5 separate regions of the Homo sapiens genome follow, and all the other regions are linked to region 2. The links are chromatin contacts, found by Hi-C or POLR2A ChIA-PET in ENCODE. All regions are on one chromosome and are shown on one strand. The core of a region is the stretch at or near the end of the contact, and the rest is flanking DNA. Distances in the headings are between cores, read along the strand shown. Region 1 overlaps FYN (FYN proto-oncogene, Src family tyrosine kinase). Region 2 holds the start of SLC16A10 (solute carrier family 16 member 10). Region 3 holds the start of TRAF3IP2 (TRAF3 interacting protein 2). Region 4 has its middle 51 kb from the start of SLC22A16. Region 5 overlaps FYN (FYN proto-oncogene, Src family tyrosine kinase).

What was found. Hi-C counts contacts between places; a loop is a spot of excess contacts on that map. ChIA-PET counts read pairs that join two places held with the same protein, here RNA polymerase II (POLR2A). Pooled maps may share reads with other maps.
Region 1: a loop to region 2 is called in a map of naive thymus-derived CD4-positive, alpha-beta T cell, with 2.7 times the contacts of the local background. The contact joins the enhancer-like site here to the promoter of SLC16A10 in region 2. A Hi-C loop is called at or near these places in 1 of 168 maps with a recorded cell type or tissue (naive thymus-derived CD4-positive, alpha-beta T cell) and 3 of 50 pooled maps. POLR2A ChIA-PET finds 5 or more read pairs at or near these places in 1 of 52 experiments (activated T-cell).
Region 3: a loop to region 2 is called in a map with no recorded cell type, with 6 times the contacts of the local background. The contact joins the promoter of TRAF3IP2 here to the promoter of SLC16A10 in region 2. A Hi-C loop is called at or near these places in 4 of 37 single-sample maps with no recorded cell type and 7 of 50 pooled maps. POLR2A ChIA-PET finds 5 or more read pairs at or near these places in 1 of 52 experiments (WTC11).
Region 4: a pooled map shows a loop between it and region 2 (4-fold over the local background). The contact joins the enhancer-like site here to the promoter of SLC16A10 in region 2. A Hi-C loop is called at or near these places in 4 of 50 pooled maps.
Region 5: a map of ovary shows a loop between it and region 2 (3-fold over the local background). The contact joins the enhancer-like site here to the promoter of SLC16A10 in region 2. A Hi-C loop is called at or near these places in 1 of 168 maps with a recorded cell type or tissue (ovary) and 2 of 50 pooled maps. POLR2A ChIA-PET finds 5 or more read pairs at or near these places in 2 of 52 experiments (WTC11 and activated B cell).

The regions. Positions count from the first base shown.
Region 1 is chr6:111,748,683-111,753,349 of GRCh38, reverse strand. All of the region lies in intron 3 of FYN (FYN proto-oncogene, Src family tyrosine kinase), which reads left to right. Among named protein-coding and RNA genes, the nearest start is that of FYN, 120 kb to the left of the region's middle. RefSeq lists an enhancer at 1,810-2,382. Within about 2 kb of position 2,054, at least 7 of the 41 ENCODE cell types and tissues checked have a DNase peak (open chromatin) inside an H3K27ac peak, as active enhancers do.
Region 2 is chr6:111,085,492-111,090,690 of GRCh38, reverse strand. It overlaps SLC16A10 (solute carrier family 16 member 10), which reads right to left and starts at 3,188. Exons shown (of 6, transcript NM_018593.5): 1 at 2,596-3,188. The coding sequence starts at 2,938. RefSeq lists silencers at 2,618-2,797, 2,828-3,507 and an enhancer at 2,305-2,805.
Region 3 is chr6:111,602,704-111,607,598 of GRCh38, reverse strand. It overlaps TRAF3IP2 (TRAF3 interacting protein 2), which reads left to right and starts at 1,721. Exons shown (of 9, transcript NM_147686.4): 1 at 1,721-1,823. RefSeq lists enhancers at 125-757, 1,603-1,652, 1,943-2,012.
Region 4 is chr6:110,525,295-110,530,318 of GRCh38, reverse strand. No RefSeq gene overlaps it. Among named protein-coding and RNA genes, the nearest start is that of SLC22A16, 51 kb to the right of the region's middle. Within about 2 kb of position 1,723, at least 9 of the 41 ENCODE cell types and tissues checked have a DNase peak (open chromatin) inside an H3K27ac peak, as active enhancers do.
Region 5 is chr6:111,660,738-111,666,024 of GRCh38, reverse strand. It overlaps FYN (FYN proto-oncogene, Src family tyrosine kinase), which reads left to right. Exons shown (of 14, transcript NM_002037.5): 14 at 4,078-5,287. The coding sequence ends at 4,286. Among named protein-coding and RNA genes, the nearest start is that of TRAF3IP2, 58 kb to the right of the region's middle. RefSeq lists enhancers at 2,616-3,297, 3,298-3,979, 3,980-4,663. Within about 2 kb of position 2,649, at least 18 of the 41 ENCODE cell types and tissues checked have a DNase peak (open chromatin) inside an H3K27ac peak, as active enhancers do.

The DNA of each region.
Region 1 (4,667 bases), core at 805-3,304, 660 kb before region 2:
AGTATCTAGCCCACATTTTCCTATCTTATTCCCAAAGGTATTATGAGAGGCCTTTTTGGATAATGCATTACTGAAATCTGTAAAGAACCACACTTCTCTGACCCCTGTCAAAATAGAAAGTGGCATGACTATTCCTCCTATGAAAGCATCCTGTATGGAGGATCAGACCAAATGCTAAAACACTTTAGTAGGTTTACCTAAATACAGCTTGTCTTTCATATATCATGCCTTGACACTTCTTCTGCAAGACCAGTTTTTTCTGTAAGACTAATTGATATTGAGATTTCAATATATATAGAAATGGGACTAAATTTTATCCAAAGCTATTTTTGCCTCTATTTTGGGGGCATTCAAGTTAATTTCCCCCACTTACACTAAACTGTCAAATACTAGAATGTGGAAGCTTGAATATTAGAGATAAGTAAGTGCCCAGTTCCATTCCACCAGTTCACAGCCCTGTCTATCCCTCCATCCCACCCTCACCACCACCCTCCTAAAGCAAGATTATTAACACTGAACTGGACTGCTAAAACTTCTTCCTAGCATCTTTCAGGTGCTTTTGTGGCAGAGCCATTCTGCATGGAGCTGCCAGACCAAGTGTCATTCTTGCTTAGAACTCTTCAGAGCCTCCCCTCTGAGCTCCAAATTCAGTCCAAGTCCTCTCTTGGCTGCTTGCCTGATCAGAGGAGCCACTGCCTCCCCACTCAGACCCTATTCCACCTGGTGGACTTGTCACTCTTCCCTAAATGTCTTCCATGCCTCCCTGATGCCCATCTTTGCCCTGGCTTTTCCTGTGGCCAGGAATGTCTCAACCCTGCTCTAGATTTAGAAATCTTGCTTCTTTCTCAAACAACAAAATGTCTCTCCTCAATGGAGCCTTGACTGATCTCTCCATTGGAAGTGACTTCTTTTTCCACTAAGCTCCTGTTAGCACCCTACAACTTCCAACTGACAATTGTCTTGCATAGAATTATTTGTACACTTGTTTTATCAAAAGCTGCTCCAGTGGGCTGATAGCTTATTCATCTTTTTAATTCACCAAGGGCTGAGCATTTAGTAGAGAGGATGTATTTGTTGGATGGATCATGGGTAGATGGATAGATGGAGGAATGGATGGAGTTGAGGTTTAAGAGAGGATAAATAACTTGCCAAGATCACGAAGTTGGACTAATAGAATTAATAATAGACTCAGTTCCCAAATTCAGTATTAACATATTTGTCTAGCACCACTCCACATTCTCTTCCATGGTTTTGCTTTGAACTTTTGGTAGAAGCCTTAGTAATAAACATCCAGTTTTATAAAATAAAGTCTTATATTTGTTTATATTATAAATTTATTACTCCTTGATTTACATGCTTAGGAATATAAATCTGAGAAAAATACATGGTAGGATTTTCCTACCACATTCTAAAAGCTTAAGAAATATCTGAAGCTAAGCATGGTGGCTCATGCCTGTAATCCCAGCACTTTGAGAGGCCGAGGCAAGAGGGTTGCTTGAGCTCAGGAGTTCAACACCAGCCTGGGCAACATAGTGAGACCTTGTTTCTACCAAAAAAAAAGATTATTTACATGTGGTGGTGCACAACTGTAGTCCCAGGTACTGGGAGGCGTAGGTAGAAGGATAGCTTGAGCCCAGGAGGTTGAGGCTGCAGGGAGCTGTGATTGTGCCACTGCACTCCAGCCTAGATGACCGAGCAAGATGCTGTCTCAAAAAAAAAAAGAAAGAATTTGAATGGAGACACTGCCACTTCTGCACATCTGTCCTATATGATTTAAAATATCTCTGAATACCTTGAAAACACTGATCTTTTCAACTCTAAAACTCAGAATTCTCTTAATAAAATAGTATGCTGTAGTTATACTGTGTCAGCAGTTTTGGGGGGTTTTTGTTGTTAATTGTTTGTTGTTTTTGTGAGACATGGGCTAGGGATCTGATGTTAAAAATAGACATTAAGCCCCAGGACAAAATGGCCATTCTACCTAGAGACAGCAGTTCTGGCGTTCTGAGGCCACAGTGTAACATAAACATGATGTTGTCAACCTGAGCCAGGGCTGATTTGCCTCATTTGAATCTGAAAGGGAGCCCACATCCTTCCTGTTGCTACACAAAGATGCTGAAAAGAATTCACAGAGAAAACAAATGGACTAATGCGTGTTATGTTTCCCAGAAGTTCTGTCCCCAGTGCCCCCAAAATAGTAAAATAGTTGGGAATGAGGTTGAGCAAGAAAAGAATAAAGGAATAAAAGTATACAATGCCAAGGAAAGGCCAATAGAAACTATTCTTTTTGCTTTGCTTCTCTTGGTGTTTTTTTCCAGTGTGACTCTGTAGATAATGGCAAAGAGAAATGCAGGGTCATTTTTTCCATTTTCAAGTAAAACTTATTTTGCACAATAGACCCACTGAGGCTTGCACTCATTCATGTCTACGACTCCCATCTCTCCAGTCTCAACAAAAGTGAAGGTGGCCATTGTGTCCTTTCATTGTTCTGTGACTTTGCTGCCCCTTTCTTGCTTTTTAAAATAAGTTCCTTAGAAGTATGGAATGGCGGGAACGCATGCCCTTTGTTTCAGCAATTCAGTCAAAATTTCCCAACTTGCCTTCAATGTTAGTAAAAAAAAAAAAAAAAAAATGACATGAATTGTACTGGCATGAATCTAGGTGGTCTGGCCAACAAAGAAAGGAAAGGAGGGAAGAAAATGAGGAAAGGAGGAGAGAGGAAGAGCCTGCATCCCTAAAATTTCTTTTCTCAACAAATATTTACTTGGTTACCTCTATTACAGGCATTTATGGTCATTGTATTAATTCATTCTCACATTACTGTAAAGAAATACCTGAGACTGAGTAATTTATAAAGAAAAGAGGTATAATTGGCTCGTGGTTCTGCAGGTTGTACAGGAAGCATAGCGGCTTCTGCTTCCAGGGAGGCCTCCGGAAGCTTCCAATCATGGCGGAAGGCAAAGGGGAAGCGAGGCATCTCACATGGTGGGAGCAGGAGAGAGGGCTAGGAGAAAGGTGCTACCCACTTTTAAACAACCAGATCTCACAAGAACTCACTGTCATGAGGACAGTACCAAGGAGGATGGTGCTAAACCATTCATGAGAAACTACCCCCATGACCCAATTACCTCCCACCAGGCCTCACCTCCAAAGTTGGGGATTATAATTCGACATGAGATTTGGACGGAGACATACATGCAAACTGTATCGGTTATGTTGCAGAAAGTCAGAATGGAAGGAATCTGGAGCCAAGTACATAAAGGCAGGAGCTACTTCAAAACGGACATATATGTTAGTAGCAGTTGTACATGCTGTCACTCTTGGATCAGAAGTTAAAGATGTCAGACTTAAACTGGATGTAACAGGGAAATTCTACAGATGTGGGGATGCAAATTATGGGATTTTTTTTTTTTCCAGGAGAAATCATGCAGTCTTCCTAGAGGTCTCCATCATAAGCGAGTTTTCCATCATGTAGGTCATTTATCCCTGTCATTTCTTAATTCCATATTTGTTTCCACACACAGATTTTGAACATATATTTTGAACATATATTTATTTAAAATATTTGTTTTTATCTAGCATTGTGCTGAAAGTTTTACCCTATTATAATTGTGTTATCTACATTTAAGTTTTTTACCTTTTAAGGAAAAGAAAAAGGAGAAACTCTACAATCATGCAAAAAGTATATAATTTGCCTGGGAGATGCAGAATAACTTCTAGCAGATAATTACATGCTTTGAACATGAAAAGAAATAGGGTAGAACCTGAACTAAAAGAGGACCAGGTTCTGTTCTCCCTCCCTCAGGGGAGGATATTTTAGAATATTTTGTGTTCATGTTTTAATAAGCTTTTGTTGGATTATTAAGGTGCATTTAAGTTTTTCCATCTTAGAAGTATTCGGCTGGTGCAAAAGTAATTACCAATTACTAATATAATCTTGTCAAGTAAAACCCACTCATTGGGGTACATAGAGCAAGCATCCTCTTTTCCGTAGGGCAGCTCAGTCTGTGTATCATAAACATGATTATCATTGCCATTCAATTTTAGCTGTTGCTCCAGAGAGACTTAAAGGCATGTCACATGTGAGAGATCAGCAGGCAATATTTGGGGCTATGAATATTGAGCAAATATTAAGGTTTTTTTAAAGTTCACCTTCACTCATGATTTACCTGCCCTAAGGAATTTGCCACAGATTCCAAATGTCAGCACTAGAAGAAGTGTCCGAGATGATCTGGATGAACCATTATAGTGACTGAGGCCCAGGAAGAGTGAGTGGTTTACCTTAGGTAACCAGCAGGTCAGGGTAGAATGCATGTTTCTGTTCAGTCATTTTATTCACCTCCTAGGAAACATATTGCAGTGCAGTTGGTTTGCCACTTTTGATCAAATGCACCAAATCTTCAATTTGGATTAATCTTTTCAATTACTGAGTATACCGGTCCTTTCCCATAGACTTAGAACAAACTACAAATGCAGGCAACACAGGTAATTAATTTTAAATTACCGAGTAGCCACATTTAAAAAGCAAAAAGAAACACATGAAAGTAATGTTAATATTTTTAAATTTAAGACGACCTGTGTAAAATATTATCATTTCAACATGTAATCATATTTTAAAATTTATTAAACATTTTACATTCTTTTTTCATGCTGTCTTTGAAACCTGG
Region 2 (5,199 bases), core at 1,939-4,438:
ATAACAGTGACTGTGGTAGATGAGGGACTTCATGAAACACCTTTGTGTGTGTGTGTGTGCACTGAAGGAAAGAGAAAGGGGTAGGGGACAGGGGAAGAGAGAGAGATCTCAACAATAACTGGCTTAAAGACTATCTTGTAACCATTTTTTCAGCACTAAGTTTAAATCTGTTTTCTTCCTCAGCCCTTAACATCTATCAGTCATATATGTATTACCTAGCACCCAAGTAATGGCCATTGTTCAATCTAGATGCTGTGTTATACAGGGCCATTACAAGTGCATAGGGCCCTTCTGTAGGAATCAGACAAAGGGCACCCAGAGCCCAGGCTGGTTTTCAGTCCCCACTTACCCCTGAGTTGGGCACCCTTGTGCAATGGCACAACCATAAATAGATATACAGCAGTCAGGCAGAGAAACACAAAGATCTTCACACATTTAACTAGCACACCTGTGCAACTGTTTATATGATATATACCCACACATACACAAACATGACTGAAAAAGTTGTCAAAGACTGAACTGAGTAAAAAGAAAAAAGATATTCATCAAAATGGAAAACACAAAGTTCCACAGAGTGCAAAAGAAAAACCAGGTTCCTTCCCTCACTCTCAGCTACCCAGTATTGGGATATTGTGTAGCCAATTAGAACTTTGGGGACAAGTAGTAGGTAGAGACTTTGACACTGCAAAATTCTCATCCCTGGCAAAGCTATGGTCTCTCTGGCAATTGCTCTCTCTCTCTCTCAAAAAAAAAAAAAAAAAAAAAAAAAAAAAAAAAAAAAACCCACCCACAGACACCAAAGGATCTACTTAACTGAATTTGCAAAAACAATGATAAACAAAAGACTGCTGTTATCTTGACTGCATTAAAAAATCTGTAATCCCAGGCAGGAATATGGTAAATGTTGGAACTAGTCTTTAAATGTTAACTCTGTCAATTCTGCCTTCTTTTGGGGCTTTTCTCTCTGACACCCAATACTCATATAGAAAAGACAACAAACTATTTTTGTTTGCTATTATATATGCATATCTCCCCTGCTAAACTTTACAATGATTACTTCCCTTAAATGGTAAGGATATGTTACTACATTTTTAACACTTTTTGTACCTAGCCCATTGACCCGCATACCACAGCAGTTTCAATAGCTATTTAAAGAACAGAAATTCCAGGTTAAAATGGTACCGTATTCACATGCATAACGAGAGTGTACAAGAATATTCATTGCAGCATTGTTTAGAATGAGTTTGGAAGCAATCTAAATGCCCATCAGAGGGAGAATGCATAGAGTATAATATAGTCAAACAATGCAAACCACCTAAGTTAAAATGGAAAGAATTTGAGTTATCAGTTCACACTGAGGTATTATGTGGATAAGTCACAAACATGATGCGGAATGGAAGAAAAGTAAGTTGCAGAATGATACAAATAGTTTAATAGTATTTATGTCAGGTTTTAAAACTCTCAGCATAACCCAGCATTACCTTTGTCTCAGAATTTATTACAGTCTTGCCCATTCCTCATATGCATACTAAAGACCTAAGAAATATTCACTCTAAAAATAATAGAAAATCAAGGTTAAAAAAAAAGACTATTAATCATATAAAGTTACCCCAAATGATGGGGAGGGAGGTTGATTTAGTAATGGAAATCACTTAGCCCTTGAAGTCAGTTGATATGTGTTTTATTGCCATTCTACTACCCACCAAGACACTTTCACTGAGCTACAGTTTTCTCACCCAAATGGGGTTGACCGCGCTCACCTTGCAGGATAAAGTGAAAGAATTTATGTTAAAGTGTCATGCAGAAGGTCTTAGATTTGTTTTTTGCCTAACCAGCCAAAAAGTCATAATAATGCTCTACAGGGAGAAAACGCTGAATCTGCACCTTTTGTATCTAATTTACTATATGGTTAAAAAAAAATGTCAAAAAACACAACAGGAAGAGGGAAGAAGCAACCCTTCACCTTCCTCATCCTAGTCCCTAATCCGGCTGCCTCCCGTGTTTTCTACATTTAACCCAGAGGGCAAAAAAAGGCGGGGGGACGGGAACGCACGGAACCGTGACTCTTGCAGGGCCCCCTTTGGAACTCCAGTGACCTTCGTACAAATCTCTTTCATTCCTCCAAACTCCACCCCCCGCCCCGCCAACATACGCACACCCCTCTGCGGCCCAGGGAGGCAGGTGAAGAACTACATAACTGGCATAGTCACGAAAGAGACCACAAAAATGACAGGGCGATGACTGGGGTTGAAGGTTCTGGGGTTCTGTTTGTTTTCAAACAATAAAAGGAAGGGCTCCTGTGGACTGTTAGCGTCTGCTCTGCTGAGGGGAAAGGAGGACGATCTCGGCAAGTAAGTTCTGCGACCTGCTTGCAAACACACAGCTCTGCAGCTGGATTCCATATAAAGACGGGCACCCCGAGGCCCCAGAAGCGGCAGGCTCTGTCTGCAACTCGAAAGACCCCCCTGCTCGCACCCTCTGGCACAGGGACCCACCGACATGCACACTCGGAGGCAGACACAGCCCACACGCGGGATGCGCTCGGGGGCCCCACGCGGGTCGCCCAGGCTGGCCTCGGCGGGCGCCGCGCCTCACCTGTCTTAAAGACCATCTTGTCATCGTCTTTGGAGCCGAAGGTTTCCAGCATGGACACGAAGAGCACCCCGCAAGCGTTCTGGATGCCGAACACCGACCCGTTGCACCACATGGCCGCCAGCATCACCAGCCAGCCCCAGCCGCCCTCGGGGGGTTCGGGGGGCTCATGGGGCTCCGCGGTCGCCGGCCCCGCCAGCTCCACCTCCACCTTCTCGACAGCCGCCTCGGGGCTGTCCGAGGGTCCCGGGCCGGGCGGCGGAGCGGCCCCCGTGGGCGCGGGGCCGAGCGGCTGCGCCTCGCTCGTGCCCCGCGCGGAGTCCGGCTCCTCCTGGGAGAGCACCATGGCCCGAGGCGGGCCCCTCAGGCGCCGGAGAAGCGCGAGGGACGCGAGTTACCAGCGGGCTCCCGGAGGAGCTGCGGGGCTCCTGGCGGGCTAACGAGGCCGAGGCGAGGGCGGCGGAGCCCCTGGCGGGCGGGCGGGCTGGCAGCGCGCAGGCGGCCAGCGCGCAGGCGGCCGCGAGGACAGCTGGCGCGCGCGAACACCTCGGGGATCGACACTGAAGCCTCTAGGTCACAGCCCCGCACCCCCGACTGAGCCCACTGCCAGCCGCCGGTTCTTAAAAGCACCCCCCGCCCCGCCGGCTGGGGGCGTGGCCGGGAGCGGGACGTGCCCCCACAGCCTCCAGATGATTGGGCCTCGGAGAGCGGAGGCGGGGCGCCCCGCGGCGCGCGGCCCCAGGTGCCCGCGGCAGACGCTGTCTGCGCGCGCGTCTGCGACGGGGCCTCCTCCTGCTCAGAGAGGGGCACAGATGTGTGGGTCACCCCGCCTCAAAGCATGAGCAGAAGGGGCGCGTCTCCTAGGTGCGGGCGCGGTGGGCCTTCAGGAGAGCCACACTGGATCGTTAGCCTCAACTCACCGACACAGCGTCACAGTCACACTAACATTGTCTCGATTGTGTTTGTTTTATGTTTTGGCATTCACCTCTCAGTACTAATTATAATATGTAAGATTCGTTATGCCACCTGGCTTCTTAAATAAGTCATCTGAAGGATCAGAGCCCTTATTTTATTACTTCAGTTCCATTCTCTTGCATTCGTATACAATTTCCTTATGAATATTTGGCACACCAAAGATGCTTATTTTCAGTCCTCACTGGACTGCAATTCCGAAGTCTTCAACCAACAAACATTTTTAACAGACAGCTAGAAAGCATTACTTTTCAACTACATCAGAGTCGTTTTCACTTTAAACAAAAACTAAAACCTGTATTCAACTCCTCTGTCTCCCTGAAGCATGGAGTGCCATCCTATGTAAAAGAAAAGAAGAGTAACCTGCTATGCAATATTGAGGATGCTTCTTAATTTCTGTTATTCGTATTCTTCACTTCAATCAAAGTCAAAATATGCTAGTTACTTGATGTGCCCACCACTGTGATAGAGTACACAGATGAGTGCGATTGATCTCGTTTCTGCCTCTTATCAGTTGATAAACTGGTAGGAAAAAAGAGTCCTGGGAGAGACTAGGAGGCTCAGATGATGTGTTATAATACATGTACAAAAGAGAGAGATGAGATAGTCCCTTAAATTCTCTCCAAACACTGTAGAAGAGCCTCTACAGCAAACAGCCTTTGGCCGAAGCCCTGATTCATACATACGACTTCAGTGGGTCAAGACAGGAAAAGAGCATTCCAGGTAGAGAAAATAGCATAAACTAAGGAAAGCAAGCCGTGCTTGGTTGTGGAATGGGGAACATAGCTCAAGTGTAATCTGCCTTAGAAATGAGGGTAAAATAGTAAACAAAGGAATAGGCACATAAGTGCACAAAAATGTATGTATGAAGATGATACCCCAGTATTGTTGGAAATAAGGAAAATTTGGAAGTATAATGTACATTGGTAGAAGACTGATTAGATACTTACTTTAAAACCTCTAAAAGTTCTGAAGGTCATCTGTATTTATTGACTTTGAAAGTTGTCCACAACATATTATTGGGCAAAGAAAGCACATCGATTATATATTTGCATGCACACAAACAAACACATATGTAAGAATTATCCACGAGTCAGTACTGATGTAAGTAAATGATTAAATAAATAATGAGGAGAGAATAGACAAATCTCTCCTGCAGGAAATGTAAATACTTTATGAACATACTCCCTCCCTCATGGAGGTGAAGTACAATGGTTTACTCTTTAAGTGTGGGTATGCGTAGTAACTTTCTTCCAAAGAGTATAGGATGGAAAGGGGGAGTGGGGGGAAGAAATAACTTTAGGGTGCAAAAAATGGCACACAGTACCTCAACTAGATGATAATGTATCCCCGATATGATGTGATGAAAATGGTACTTTACCTCTGTGGTCTTCCTGCCAAAACCCATAATCCCTGGCTAACCATCAGAAAAACATTAGACAAATCCCAATCAAGGACAGTCTACAAAATACCCATTAAGTACTTTCATTACTGTAAAAGTCATCAAAAACAAGGAAAGTCTGAGAAACTGTCACAGTAAAAAAGAGTCTAAGAGGGCTGGGTGTCGTGGCTCATGCTGGTAATCCCAGCACTTTGGGAGGCCGAGGCGGGCGGATCACTTGAGGTCAGGAGTTC
Region 3 (4,895 bases), core at 472-2,971, 520 kb before region 2:
AAATTAGCTAGGTGTGGCGGTGTGCACCTGTAGTCCCACCTACCCGGGAGACTGAGGCAGGAGGATTGTTTGAGCCCAGGAGGTCAAGGCTGCAGTGAGCTATGATTGCGCCACTGCACTCCAGCCTGGGCAATAGACTGAGACACTGTCTCTTAAAAAAAATCGATATACATATCTATGTGTGTGTATATGTCACATATATTGGCAAAAAATAAGATAATACTTTTAGTTAAATAATATCTCAGAGCCACTTTTTCATGTTAGTGGCTCAGATAATACATACATATTGATGATTTTTAATAGCTGCATCATTTTCTGCAAACCAAATGCAAACAACCTGTGTATACTGTGTTAAAAACAAGCTGCATTTTCTCTGCTTGTGGAATGTTGAGCAACCTGCTTCCTGTATCCTGCTTGAGCAGAACCTGGTACAATCTGAACAGGGATGCTCTGGGGCCTGTCCCCTTGATGAGAGTAGAGAGATAGCCGGCTGAGTGGACTGACACTTGGACCCCTTCAACAGGCAGACAAGTCCAGCACCAGGAGCATGGTGTGTCTGCCCAGGGCGCCCAGCTGGCCAGTGACATGGCTGAGTTCGTACCCAGGTCCTCCTGACTCCAAAGCTCCAGCTAACACTGCTCCCATTACTGACTGCTGCCCCGAAAGGCAGTTGTCTCTCTCTCTCTCTGTTCACATCGCTGGGTATCATCCTGCCTGCAGCGCTCCTTCATGCAATAAATTCTGCAGGCTACTGATTAAACAATGGGAAGGAAAGGGGAGAAAAAAAATCTTGAGGTCAGGAAAATGCAGCCAGAGGAGGTTAGTGTGCATGTGTGCATGTGTATGTATGTGTGTGTGTGTGTTCTTAAAATTAACCACTTTTTTTGTGCCTGACAATAGGGTGGTGTGTGTGCACAAGCCACAGGCATGTGTATGCTGTGTGTACACGTGTGTCCAGGAGCATGGTCAGTGAGCCCCCCCCCACCCCCCCAGTGGTTATGGGCAGCAAATACTGATTTTTTGGGTTTTTTTAAATTTTTTTTTTGAGACGGAGTCTTCGCTCTGTCGCCCAGTCTGGAGTGCAGTGGCGATCTCGGCTCACTGCAAGCTCCACCTCCCGGGTTCACGCCATTCTCCTGCCTCAGCCTCCCGAGTAGCTGGGACTACAGGCGTCCGCCACTACGCCCGGCTAATTTTTGTATTTTTTAGTAGAGACGGGGTTTCACCTTGTTAGCCAGGATGGTCTCGATCTCCTGACCTCGTGATCCTCCCGCCTCGGCCTCCTAAAGTGCTGGGATTACAGGCGTGAGTCACCGCGCTCGGCAATGCTGATGTTTTAAGCAGTTAGAGGAGGTGGAAGAAGCTCGACTCCCTCTTCTTCCCCATTATCTGCCCACAATCCCCTCCTTTGGAGCTGCTAATGATTACTAATTCTTAACATTCGAGTTCAATCTCCTCCCGGAGACACCCTCCCAGGCGAGGGCACTGCGACTACACTGAGGTTCTGCCCACTCCTGGGCAGCTTCTTAGCTGGGTGGCGAAAACAAAAATGCCGCCTAATTGGTCACTGGCCCTTTCTCATGAATGAAGGAGGTTTCTGTTTTAAGAAATAAAGTGACTCCTCAGCCGTTGATTCACTGCCCACAGGGAGATTTTGAGCAGAGGCTTCCTAGGCTCCGTAGAAATTTGCATACAGCTTCCACTTCCTGCTTCAGAGCCTGTTCTTCTACTTACCTGGGCCCGGAGAAGGTGGAGGGAGACGAGAAGCCGCCGAGAGCCGACTACCCTCCGGGCCCAGTCTGTCTGTCCGTGGTGGATCTAAGGTAAGTTATTCGGAGTTGCCACTTGCCTGGTCTTATTTCTTCACCTCTGACCTATTTCCCAAAGCACGCTGTTTCTCCTTTACTGAAACATTCTGCCTCTACTTTCCTCTGTGTTCGTCTCCCCTCCTTTAACTTGTTCGCACAGAGACCATCTTAGCTGAGAAAATGACAGTGAAGTTTGTGCTGCAAGGATGTGTTGCTAGTATAGTATTTCAGGCCAGCGAGCCCCGCCGGGTTAACCCTTTGAGGAGAGGAGGCTCGCACACGGGGACAGCTCGGAGCTGCCTGGGAACCATTCGTTTGGGTACTTAGTGTCCCCACAAGTTTCTCTCAAGAATTCAAGCCCCACTTCTCCAAAGAGAGAGCCAGGGATGGCAAAGATTAAGTAATTGGCTTTCAGCCCCAGAACACGTCAGTGGCAGTTTTCTCAATCCTTGTTTCGTGCAGGGGGGAAAAAAATCAACAGCACATTTTTGGGCCAGGAAGTTCTGCTGAGCTCTGTGCTGGCTGTGAGCCGCCTCCCGGCCCCTCTCCGCAGCCGCCCTCCAGCCCTCCCAGCCTGGCGCTGGACGGAGCCTTTGGGAACAAGGGGGAGAAATGCCAGAACTTGATCTTAGAAGCTAATCAAGCTTCTTGTGACTTTCAAGTTCAAGATGGTATCTTAGAATAGGGGGATTTTTTTTTTTTTAAAGGAACAGGAGAACAAGAGGCCAAATTTTTTAAAAGGACAAGAAACTTGGTTTCAAGTTCTTCACTTCTTGTGGTTCCATGACTTAGGCAATTCACTCTGACTCCACTAAGCCTGGATTTCTTCATCAGTAAATTGATGGGGGGTGGTGATCTAACATGAGTGTGTCAAATTCCCTTATAAAACAAAGCCAGGATAGTCCCAGAGGGGTAGTGGTAATGGGTGGTCTTCAAGACTTGTTTTGTTTACCGATTATTCACATATTTTAATTTTACCTCCCACTACCAGTTGGTTACCCCCTTGAGGAAAGGACTTTGTTTCCTGATATTTTTCTACCTCCCAGAATCCAGCATGCTACCAAATGCCTAGTAGGTGCTCACCCCCCTTCCATGTCAACTGCTTTGATTTCTGTTTCACTCGTCTGCTCTCAAGGCAAGAGGTAAAGCAGCAGTCAGGGCGAAAGGCTGGGAGACACGTGTCTCTGCGGGAGGGCTGCCTGGAATTGAGGCCTTATTACTGGCTCTAGCCAAATAGGAGAAAACAGGGAGTTTCTCGAATTAGTTCATGTCCCATTTGGGTTACCCAGGAAGGATAGTCTGTGCTATTGTCCACAGAGTCAAGGCAGGCCAGAGAACTGGCAGACAAGCCCAGCTCCAGAAGCCAGAGTTACTGCTGTAGCTGGACCTGGAAACCACTCCTCAGCTGGACCAGTCACTGTGTGTGGGGCCTTTAATGGGAGGGGAAGGGAAACTATGAAACACATCCTAATACCATGTAAGGGTGATGACTGTGATTAGAGACATTATTAGATGGCGGATACACAGAATCCTTAACTTTTTCCAGACCGTGACTTAAAAAAAAATTGTCATTGTTTCTTTTTGGCAATTACTTGCCATCAATACAGTTCAAACAGGCCCTAGCTGACTGGGATGGGCTGGTGCAGGACTTTTGGTTTCTGTGGGATGTCCTGGTGTAGTCCGTGTCATGTTTTTAGGCATTTCTCTCTATTCCCCTGGGATGAAAGGACAGGAATTTCAAGATATTTCACCTGCAATGAGTTCCTGATTTTATTTTCAAACAACGATGCACCATTATCTGAAAGCAGGCTAACTGTTGTGCACTTGCCAGCCTCGCTCTAATCCTTAAAGGCCACACACCACAGTCATTCTTAATCTGCTGCTGCAGCTACCAGTCACTCCATGATGGAGCATCAAAAGATGGATAATGTAGTTACTCTGCTCTGTTCCTTGCATGGGGTGGGTTAAACAGAAGTGAGGTCTGAGTAATGTACCAACATGTCGGATAGAAAGGTTCTTAACTCAGGGTTACTCATTTTTGGAAGGTGTAGAGACAGGAAATGTTAAAGCCTGCTTCTCCTGGGATTAAGGAGTTAGTGACTTTCAAATGCTCTGAAAAGAAAAAGAAGAGGAGAAGACAGTCATATCTGCAGGCATTCTTCAACAGGCATTCAGAAAGATTATGGTGGGGTAGTTTGTCTAAATGAAATCTTTGTTTTACACGTTGTAGAATGGAAATCTCAGGAATATCCTGAATTCAAATCATTTTTCTTCTGCAGGCAATTTTAAATTAGCTTCTAAAAACATATATGAATTGCAGGCAACTGCTGCAGAAAAAAAAGAGTGAACACAGATGAGGCATATTCAACTTTAAATTCCTTTCAGATCCAATGAAATGACCCCTAATGTTTGATCACATTTCCTTATCAAAACAATCCTGCAGTCTGAAGGATTTTTCCATGAGAAAGTGTCTGAGGACTGGAATCAAGAAGCTGCCCCCCGGGCCTCTCCTGTTTCTTCCCAATGCGTTGTCACCAAGATATTTTTAGTTCATGAAACTCAGGCTGTCCTTTCTCCCACTTATGGTCTTTGCCTCCCGTGCCCAGCAGGCCTCCTAGAAGCACACATGTGCTTGGCTGTGACTACTCAGCTCACTCTGTAGCTGTGTGTGCACGCCTTGTGTGTGTGTGTGTGTGTGTGTGTGTGCACACCTTGTGTGTGCACAGACCTTCCCGGATACCAGGAGTTGTAGACTGGCTGAAGAAGGGTGGGCTTCCATCCATGGGGTGATCCTTAGGTCTGTGCTGGTTTGGCTTGGTTCCCTGATAAGGCAGCTGAACTCAAGCCCTTTAGGAGGGCCAGGACTGACCGGAGCTCCCAGCCTGTGCCCCTCTCCTCGCACCCCACAGGCCGCACCCCACAGACTGAGGCTGCCTGGGGTCTTGGCAGCTCCCTCAGCAATGAGGGATACTTGCTCTCCGCTGCCTCATTGTTTCCCTGCAGTCAGGATGCCAGTGTTTTTTCCCTTTCCCCTTCCCAGAGTCAACAGGTCTCCCTCCCCGCTCTGAACTCTCTTCCTACTCTGAG
Region 4 (5,024 bases), core at 474-2,973, 560 kb after region 2:
TGTAACTCAAAACAGTAGGTTTGTATGACACTATTTCAAAAACAAGTTTTGTGGTTAAAATAATACCTCCCTTTGGGAGATAAGAGTTTTGGCATATTAAAGGCTCCAAGAAGTCCTGTGACAAAGACATTTTGTGGAACTCTGTTTTCACAGGACATCTATTAACCTCTCTCAGTACAGTCATGAGGAAAACATGTCCTGAAATCTGTCTTGAAGTTCAAATTTTCAGCATCCTCAGGCATATTCACCCACCGGGAATCCTGGTTTCAGCTGCCCCATCCTGCTGCTGCCCTCTCTCCACTGATCCTCACCGACTCCCTTTGTTTATGGGACAGGGCTCAATAATGGGGAAGATCAGGGTCCCACACACTTTCTCAGAGCTTAAACTAAGAGGGGAGGGGAGCTGACGGTGGAGGGAAAAGCTGCCTCTTCTCCATGATTGTCCTCACCCACCCTCTTGCCTACAGGGGGCTGCTTCTCTTGTGTGGCACATTTGCTTTCACTATTAATAACTGTATAGTTATTTTGCCATCCTATTCTAGTTGTGGACCAGTTGGAGCGGGGCATAGACATAATGCGTGAAGAAGGATGCTGACCCACAGCTATTCTTCCAGAAAAAGGCAGGCACCCCCAAAGTACAAGGGGAAGGGCACTTCCCCTTAGCCAGGTGGAGGCTGGCATGGAACATAAAGTCTTAGTTGAAATGGATATGGCAACCACAAGGAAACATGTGACTTTGCAAAGAGAGACAGATGGACAGTGACTCAGACAACTGTACCATACCAGAAGCACACCAGCTTCCTGAGCACAGAAACATCCATCTCCAGCCCAGCGATAGAAATGTTTGTAAAACAGTGTAACAAGATTCTGCCCAGTTTCCCACTAGGTGTCCGGGGAAATGGGTGGCTGGAGGATAAAGAGGAGGAGGAGGAGGAAACAGGCGCGTTCTGGCCAGTAATTCTCTCAAACGGGATGAGTATTGTTGCCAGCAGGACTTCTCAAAGGAAGGTATCTTAGTTCAGGCTGTCATAACAAAATGCCATAGACTAGGGGGCTTACAAACAACAGAAATTTATTTCTCACAGTTCTGGAGGCTGGTACCCCCAAGATCAAGGTGCCAGCTGGTTCGGTGTGTGGTTAGGGCCTTGATCCTCATAGATGGCCAAATTCTCACTGTAACCTCACAAGGCGGAAGGGGTGAGGGGTCTCTTGGGGCCTGTTTTATGGGGACACTAATCCCATTCATGAGGGCTTTTTACGACCTAACAACCTCCCAACGGCTCTGCCTCTTAATACCGTCATTTTGAGGGTTAGGATTTCAATATACGAATTTGAGGGGGACACAAATATTCAGGTCATAGCAGAGAGTGACTTCCATTTGTCAATGAAACCAGACTGTGTACGTATCACTCTTGCCATCCATACCATGGTTTGCATGTGATGTTGGGCAACAGGTTTATTTGGCTACATTCATGCCCACATCCACTAGACATGCACACTCTTCCCAAGGAGAGGGAAAAAAAAGCTAGAAACTGGTTATGTAACAATCATTAGTTTTATAGCTGAGTAAGTTATGAATAATAGTGCTTTCAGCGATTTCATTACCAATCTGCCCCCAGGAGCAAGATGAAGCTGATAAAATATTTATGGGCTAGTAAATTTTTTCTACTAATTTGCAAGGCTATAATAAAATCCATGAACTTGATGGCCTGCAGGAAACATAACAAGAACTAGGAATGTAGAGTAATTTGGAGCTAGAAAGCCTCTTAAGGCCCTACAGGAAATGACTCCCAGAAAGCAGATGAATCACAGTATTTTAAACAGAAAATAATGATGTTATGTTTGTACTTAACCAGTTATAGCCTGAGAACAATTTTCCACAAGGAAATTGTGGAAATTTCCTGCTCTCCATTATTTTTGCCTTAAGAAATAAAATTAATTCAAGTATATAAAAAACAATATTCAAATAAAAACAATTACTGGAACACAGTGTATCCTGTAATGAATATGAACTTTTAGGATTGTAATTGTTAAGAAACTACAGTATACACAGTCACATTGTGCCCTCTTGTGGCAGAAATATTGTTGTGCTCCGAGGACACGCCCTGGTGTATTTTATTCAGTAATTAATCAGGTTTGTTTGGGGGAAGTCAGTTCAAGTGAAAAGATGGTTTGCAGAAGGTAGTTGGCAAAGAGTTGTTTCTGGGGCACTCTAGAGGGTGCACACCTGGAAGGGGCCGTTCTTAGCCAGGGGAGCAGCTGTCAAAAGGTTTCCTGATGTTTTAACACATGCTAAGAAATACCCATCACAGAATGCTGCTTCAATTGTCTGTCTAATGTTACACTTGCTCATTTAAAATATTTTATTACTAGTTATCCTCATCTATAAATAACAGTAATTGCTATTATTTAGTGAAACAGGCAGTTGATGCACAGTATCTCATTTAATCTCAAAACTATAAGGTAATATAAGGAAACTGAAGATCGCAGATATTAACTAATGCTGTAGTTTACCTAACTAGTAAATGGAAGAGCTGGGATTTGATTTAACTTCCCATGTTTCCATAAGCCTATGCACTTTCCATTCTGCCAAGCTGACTCTCTAGACAAATATTTCCTGAATACTGAATACATGTGAGACTCTGTTGCTGGGTCCCCTGGAATTGACAAGGTGTAAGTAATATACTCCTATCCTTCAGGAACTTATGGCGTAAATAGGGAAATAAAAACATACACGCAAAAGAAACTGCCATACGAGGCAGCATACAAGGAATATCCATGTAGAACTTTTTTTTTTTTTTTTTTTTTGAGACGGAGTCTCGCTCTGTTGCCCAGGCTGGAGTGCAGTGGAGCGATCTTGGCTCACTGCAAGGTCCGCCTCCCGGATTCACGCCATTCTCCTGCCTCAGCCTACCGAGTAGCTGGGACTACAGGGGCCCGCCACCACGCCCAGCTAGTTTTTTGTATTTTTAAGTAGAGATGGGGTTTCACCATGTTAGCCAGGATGGTCTCGATCTCCTGACCTCGTGATCCACCCGTCTCGGCCTCCCAAAGTGCTGGGATTACAGGCATGAGCCACCGCGCCCGGCCATGTAGAACTATTTTTTAAACAAATACACAAAAGATCTGTATAGTCATGTACACTTCTCCCCTTCAGAGCAGTAGAGCTATATACTTTCTGCAGTTACTCTCCTATTGCTTTTGGATTTGAGTGTGAGCAGGACTTGTGGCTTGCTTCTAAGCCATAGAATACGGCAAAGCTGTTGGGATGTGTGTGATTATGTGTGAATACATGATTATGTTACATAAGATATTAGTACCCATCTTGCTGGGGTCTCTTTCTCTCTGGCTTTGAGGAAGCAAGTGATTACGTTGGGGAACACGTGGCAAAGAACTGTGTGGGTGGTGTCTAGGAGCTGAGGGCAGTATATTGAAGTCCTTAGTCCCAAAACTATGAGAAACTGAATTCTGCCAATAAGTGCCTCTAGTTGAGCAGTAACATTGTTACTCAACAATAGATAACTAGTACATTTATCTTTTAAAGTTTTATAATTTTAAATCTTGCATTTAGGTCTTTGATCTATTTCAAGTTGCTTTTTGCTTTTTTTTTTTTTTTTTGAGACAGAGTGTTGCTCTGTCACTCAGGCTGGAGTGCAGTGGCAGGATCTCAGCTCACTGCAACTTGCAACTCTGGGGTTGAAGTGATTGTTGTGCCTTGGCCTCCTGAGTAGCTGGGATTACAGGCATGCACCACCCATGTCCAGCTAAGTTTTGTATTTTTAATAGAGATGTGGTTTCACCATGTTGGCCAGGCTGGTCTCCAACTCCTGGACTCAAGCAATCTGCCCACCTTGGGCTTCCAAAATTCTGGGATTACAGGCATGAGCCACCATGCCTGGCCTCATTTCAAGTTAATTTTTATAGATGGTGCAAGTTTCCCACTGTCAGGTACAGGCTGACATTCTCTTTTTTTTTTTTTTTTTTTTTGACTTTTTTCTCTTTTTGGCATATGGGTATCCAATTGTTCCAATAACCAATGTTGCAAATATATCTTTTGTCCACTGAATTGCCTTGGCATCTGTATTAGTCTGTTTTCACGCTGCTAATAAAGACATACCCGAGACTGGGAAGAAAAATAGGTTTAGTGGACTCACAGTTCCATGTGGCTGGGGAGGCCTCACAGTCATGGTGGAAGTTGAAAGGCACTTCTTACATGGTGGTGGAAAGAGAGAACGAGAGAAGCGAAAGCGGAAGCCCCTTATAAAACCATGAGATCTCATGAGACTTATTCACTACCACGGAAACATTACGGGGGTAACTACCCGCATGATTCAATTCTCTCCCACCGGGTCTCTCCCACAACATGTGGGAATTTATGGGAGTATAATTCAAGATGAGATTTGGGTGGGGACACAGAGACAAACCATATCAAAGTCTTTGTCAAAAGACAATTGGCCATATATATGTCTATTTCACTGCAACCTGCACCTCCGGGGTTGAAGTGATTCTTGTGCCTCAGCCTCCTGAGTAGCTGGGATTACAGGCACGCACCACCATGTCCAGCTAATTTTTGTATTTTTAGTAGAGATGTGGTTTCACCATGTTGGCCAGCCTGGTCTCCAACTCCTGGACCCAAGCAGTCCACCCACCTTGGGCTTCCAAAGTGCTGGGATTACAGGCATGAGCCACTGTGTCTGGCCTCATGTTTCTAGGCTCTCTGCTCAGCTGATCTATGTATCTGCCTTTATGCCAGTGCACACTGTTTTACTTATTGTAGCTTTTTAATAATTCCCGAAATCAGATAGAATAAGTCTTCCAACTTCATCTGTTCTTTTTTCACCAAAGATATTTGGCTATTCTAGATGCTTAACATTTTCATAAAATATTAGAATGCAAGTTCATTGCCACGCCAGAGCATCCCCTTTTCTGCCCTGTTGTCCCAGGCCAAGAGCCATAGCCTCTTTGCTTTAGTTTCCTCAACCCTGGATAACCTGTCCCGTGGCTCACAATTTCAGGGGACATGT
Region 5 (5,287 bases), core at 1,400-3,899, 580 kb before region 2:
GTCTCAAAAAAAAAAAAAAAAAAAAAAAAGGAGAAAAAGGAAAAACATTTCCAGCACTCTTGTCCACCTCCTCAGTTGGAAGTGTAATAAAAAGATTCTTCTGGCTGGGCATGGTGGCTCACACCTGTAATCCCAGCACTTTGGGAGGCCGAGGTGGGCAGATCACTTGAAGCCAAGAATTCAAGACCAGCCTGGCCAACATAGTGAAACCCTGTCTCTACTAAAAATATAAAAAATTAGCCAGGTGTAGTGGCATGCACCTGTAGTCCCAGCTACTCAGGAGGCTGAGACAGGAGAATTGCTTGAACCTGGGAGGTGGAGGCTGCAGTGAGCCGAGATCACACCACTGCACTCCACCCCAGATGACAGAGCCACGCTTCATCTCAAAAAAAAATAAATAAATAAAAAATAAAAGGATTCCTCTCTCTAGTGTACCCATGTCTCTCAAGACACTCTCCCAACTGCCCTGGTGCCCAAACTCGTGTTTATTCCCTTCCTATTCACTATCCTTCACCTCTCAGGTATTAGGTAAAGCCAATGTCTTGGGGAAAAGTGGCTAAAAAGAGGAAATGACAGTTTTCTTTCTAACAAAAATATGAAACCATCTAAGAAGAAAAAAATGAAGTAGACCTATCTTTTTGTTAGTGTGCAGAGTAAAAGCCATTTAAAAAAAATTATTTAAAAAAACCATGATTTTCAAAATTCATATAGCTGAGAATACTGTATTTTAAATACAGGTTAAGTATCCCTAATCCAAAAATATGAAATTCAAAATGCACCAAAATCTGGAGCTTCTTGAGCACTGACATAACACGCAAAGGGAATGCTCAACTTACTGGTTGAGCAGCCCTATAATGCAAATATTTCAAAATCCTAAAAAATCTGAAATTTAAAACACTCCTGATCATAAGCATTTCAGAGAAGGGATACTCACCCTGAATTAACACAATCCATTCAATTTAGCTATTGTTTATAAAATAAAAACTAGCCCAAGCCTTGCTGAGTGGGCATATCTTGATTGCCACCGTTATTGTTGCAGAGGTACATTGTGAAGTTGCCAGGTCTGCAGGTCAGCCCGTTGCAGGTCCTGGTTTATGGATGGTTGGAAAAGAGCTAGTCCCATTCCAATTGTCATTGTCAGCCAAGTGCATTGTCAAAATATCCCACTTTCCTGGCAAAGCCCTCATTGGTATGTTTCCACTTGGCCCAGTGCGTGGAATTGTTTTCATATACTCCCCTTGCTTTGAGAGGTCTGGGCAGAAGAAAGCAGGAGAAGAAGAGGAGTGGGGAAGAGCGGAGGGGTGCAGACAGGAAAGGGGAGAGCGAGAAGGAGCCTGACCATGTGGGTCTGCCAGGACCCTGCATGGGCCAGCTTATGCCCTGTCCCCTGGCTCCAAATGCCCAGGAAAGACTGCCTCGGGAGACGCTACATGTTGAGGTTCACATCACCAAGTGTGCTGTGTCTGAGGCTTGGACCGAGCACTGGAAAAATGACCCAGTGGCCAATTAAACTTTCCATTGGCAGACATTGGATGAAAACTTTTTTTTTAAGTGAAATCTTTCCATTTGAGTAGTTTGTTTTTTAATGAAATGAAACATGTACTGACATGCGCTCTGTGGAGCAATAGGAGAGTGATTAATTAAACTCTGTGCTGCCATTTTGGAGGGAGGCACTCAGAGCCAGAGTCAAGCATTAGGAGGCGTTTCAGGGGCTGTAACCGCACCCAGAAGGATCTGTCAGGCCCTTCTGCCTGTTTCCCCTCAGTTCCTGTGGACTCCTGGAAGGGACAGAGACAAGGGAGATTTCTGCTGGTCCAAGCTCTGTCATTGCTGAAATATGAAACCAAGGACAGTACTAAAAGATGCGGCAAGGCAAATGCTTTGGAGAGTGCCAGTTCTGCTACGTGATTACACACTCTTCCTAATCTTTCTGGGCAATATGTATGAAGAAATAAAAACAGTAAATAGCCTCGTAATCAGTTCAGGTTTTGTGGCCAGATGAGGTCAGTTCAGATCAGTTCTGTAGTCAAGTGAGTTACAAAAACTTGATGGTGTTCAGAGCTCGTTGGATGGTGGAATTGTGGAGAAGGAAATGCTGGCCTCTGTCCGCGTTTATCTAGAGCCGGAGGAGGCTGCCTTTCATTCCCGAGCATGCTCCAGTTCCTCCCTTGCTTCCAGCTCCCCGCCCCCATCCCCCATTTTCAGCCATTGGAGGAGGATGTAGGCTAATTAGCCACAGCGCTGCCTCTCACTCCTCCCATGCAACTGAGGAAGTCGCTGGTAAAGGCATGCATGGCACAGAGGCAGGGACCCTGACTCCTTCACCAAACCTCTCTCCCTAAAATAAGGGGTCGCCCTGACACGTGAGTGAGGTTATTTTACAATAATTGCATTGAAGGCCTACTTCAGTACAGCAGAAACAATATGTGAATTTTTATTACCTCAAGAAATGATAATGGCAGAGAATAAGAAAGCATCCTGAAAAGGTCTGGAGAGACATGTGACTGACAGGCTGTGGTTGACAGCCAGGAGGAGCCAGGATACACTCAGCTCCACAAGTAACAACACAACCAAGAGGACTGGCAACAGACCCCGAAGTCCGAGTGTTCCCTCTGCAGGGGGACAGGCTGTGCTCTGGCCCAGCGCCTCTGGCTGTGCTGACAAGTTTCTAGCTAACGGGTCGCCACCTCCCCTAGAAGTAAAGGAAGCTCCATGCATATGGTGTGTGCTCCTGCTGGCTGTAGCCCTGGGAAATAGGGGAAGAAATCTTGGTTTCTATATGGCTTGACATCGGGTTCTTGCTCCTGCAAATTAACCGGGTCAGATACTGGGGAGGATTCCAGATGACAGCCTCACCGGCCAGGAAGCAACCAAAGCACAGCACAGCTTGACGGGGAGCTGGCAGAAGGTGATACAATGAAAAAGGGAAGCAAAACTAGAGAATAGTGGCTGGCAGTAGTTGGGAGGAGGTCAGGACACTGGCCACCCCCTAAGCATGGTAGTTCCTGTAGTGTTAAGGCAGCCAGTGTGCAGGAGGCCGCACTCTCTGAGGAGTTAGCGATCTGTCTTCTGTTAGTGCTATGCAGCCCAGTGTTTCAACAGCTTCCCAAGAGTCAGAAAAACCTCAAATGATGGATGGCCTGGCTGAAGTCATCAGTAGAGATAGGCCCCGGACATGGTCTATCTCCCCATCAAATTCACCAAACCTCAGGGCACTGTGGGGTTGCAGGGCCAGACAGTGCCCAGCCACGCTGGCATGATGGCAGATCTCCAACAGTGGGGAACTAAGAGTTTGCCCAGGCATGAAGAAAACGAATTTATGAAGTTCATAAATGGAGTTTATAAATGCTATAAACAAGGGGCAGCATGCTTTCATTCTGTGTGGATTTTTTTGTCTGCTTTATTCATATATTGTTGTCAGTTTAATTGAAGTATAATCTACACACAATAAAATTCAACAATTTTAAGGATGCAGTTTATTGAGTTTTGACAAACATAAACAGTCACACCACCCCATACATAATATAGAACAGGGGTTGGCAGGTCTGGCTCCCAACCTGTGTTTGTTTTGTACGTTTTTAAAGGGTTGTTAAAAAGAAGAAGACAGGGATCATATGTGACCCGCAAAGCCAAAAATATTTACTGTCTGGCCTTTTACAGGAAAAGTTTGTTGACCCGTTGACCCTGACAGAACATTCCCATCCCACTTGGAGTTCCCTCTGGCCCCTTGGCAGGGATTCCTCCCCTCCCCCAGGCAGCCACTGATCTGCTTTCTATAGATGTAGTTGCGCCTTTTCTAGAATTTCGCATGAATGAAATCATACCGTATGTTGCCTGTTGTGTCTGGCTTCCTTCACTTATCATGTTTTGAGAGTCATTCTGAATTTTTCATGTCTCAGTTCTGCACTCCTTCTTTACTCCTGAGTAGCATGGCAGGGTTTGACTCCTGGGGGGATGGGAGTACTCCGCATGTTTTAGCCACATGCAGACGCAAAGAAGAAGAAAGGGGATCTGCAAGTGCGGCGGTCAGGGCCTGGATCCCCGGGGTGCCCACTCTCACTGCGCTTGTCTTTGCAGGCATGAACAACCGGGAGGTGCTGGAGCAGGTGGAGCGAGGCTACAGGATGCCCTGCCCGCAGGACTGCCCCATCTCTCTGCATGAGCTCATGATCCACTGCTGGAAAAAGGACCCTGAAGAACGCCCCACTTTTGAGTACTTGCAGAGCTTCCTGGAAGACTACTTTACCGCGACAGAGCCCCAGTACCAACCTGGTGAAAACCTGTAAGGCCCGGGTCTGCGGAGAGAGGCCTTGTCCCAGAGGCTGCCCCACCCCTCCCCATTAGCTTTCAATTCCGTAGCCAGCTGCTCCCCAGCAGCGGAACCGCCCAGGATCAGATTGCATGTGACTCTGAAGCTGACGAACTTCCATGGCCCTCATTAATGACACTTGTCCCCAAATCCGAACCTCCTCTGTGAAGCATTCGAGACAGAACCTTGTTATTTCTCAGACTTTGGAAAATGCATTGTATCGATGTTATGTAAAAGGCCAAACCTCTGTTCAGTGTAAATAGTTACTCCAGTGCCAACAATCCTAGTGCTTTCCTTTTTTAAAAATGCAAATCCTATGTGATTTTAACTCTGTCTTCACCTGATTCAACTAAAAAAAAAAAAGTATTATTTTCCAAAAGTGGCCTCTTTGTCTAAAACAATAAAATTTTTTTTCATGTTTTAACAAAAACCAATCAGGACAGGTGTTTGTTTTTGTTTTCTTTTTTATAAATATGAATATATATAATATATATGTCCCTGTACATATACAATGTGGGTGCTAATGTGGAGACTGTGGCCGGCCTGAGCCACCAAGCTGCGGGACCCAGAGGGAGGATTTTACTGCAAGTCAGCATCAAAGCACCGGTGTTATTCTGAAAACACCAGTGGCCTCATTTTTGGCTTTTGCAAAGCATGAATTTTTTCATTTGGATTGCACTTTCCTGGTTCATGACTGTACCTGTAGGTGGTTGTTACTTTGACTCTTTTCAGGAACCACCCCCCAAGCTGAATTTACAAGTTCTGTTAGCACTATTTGCTTCAACTTACTGCGATTTGTTCTCAAAACTTAAAAATAAGCAAGCAAATGGCTGATACTACCAAGAGAACTGGAAGATGGATACCACACAAACTTCTTGTATAAAAATATGAATGCTGAAATGTTTCAGACATTTTTAATTTAATAAACCTGTAACCACATTTAAGTGATCTAAAACCCATAGCATTGTAGTCATGGCA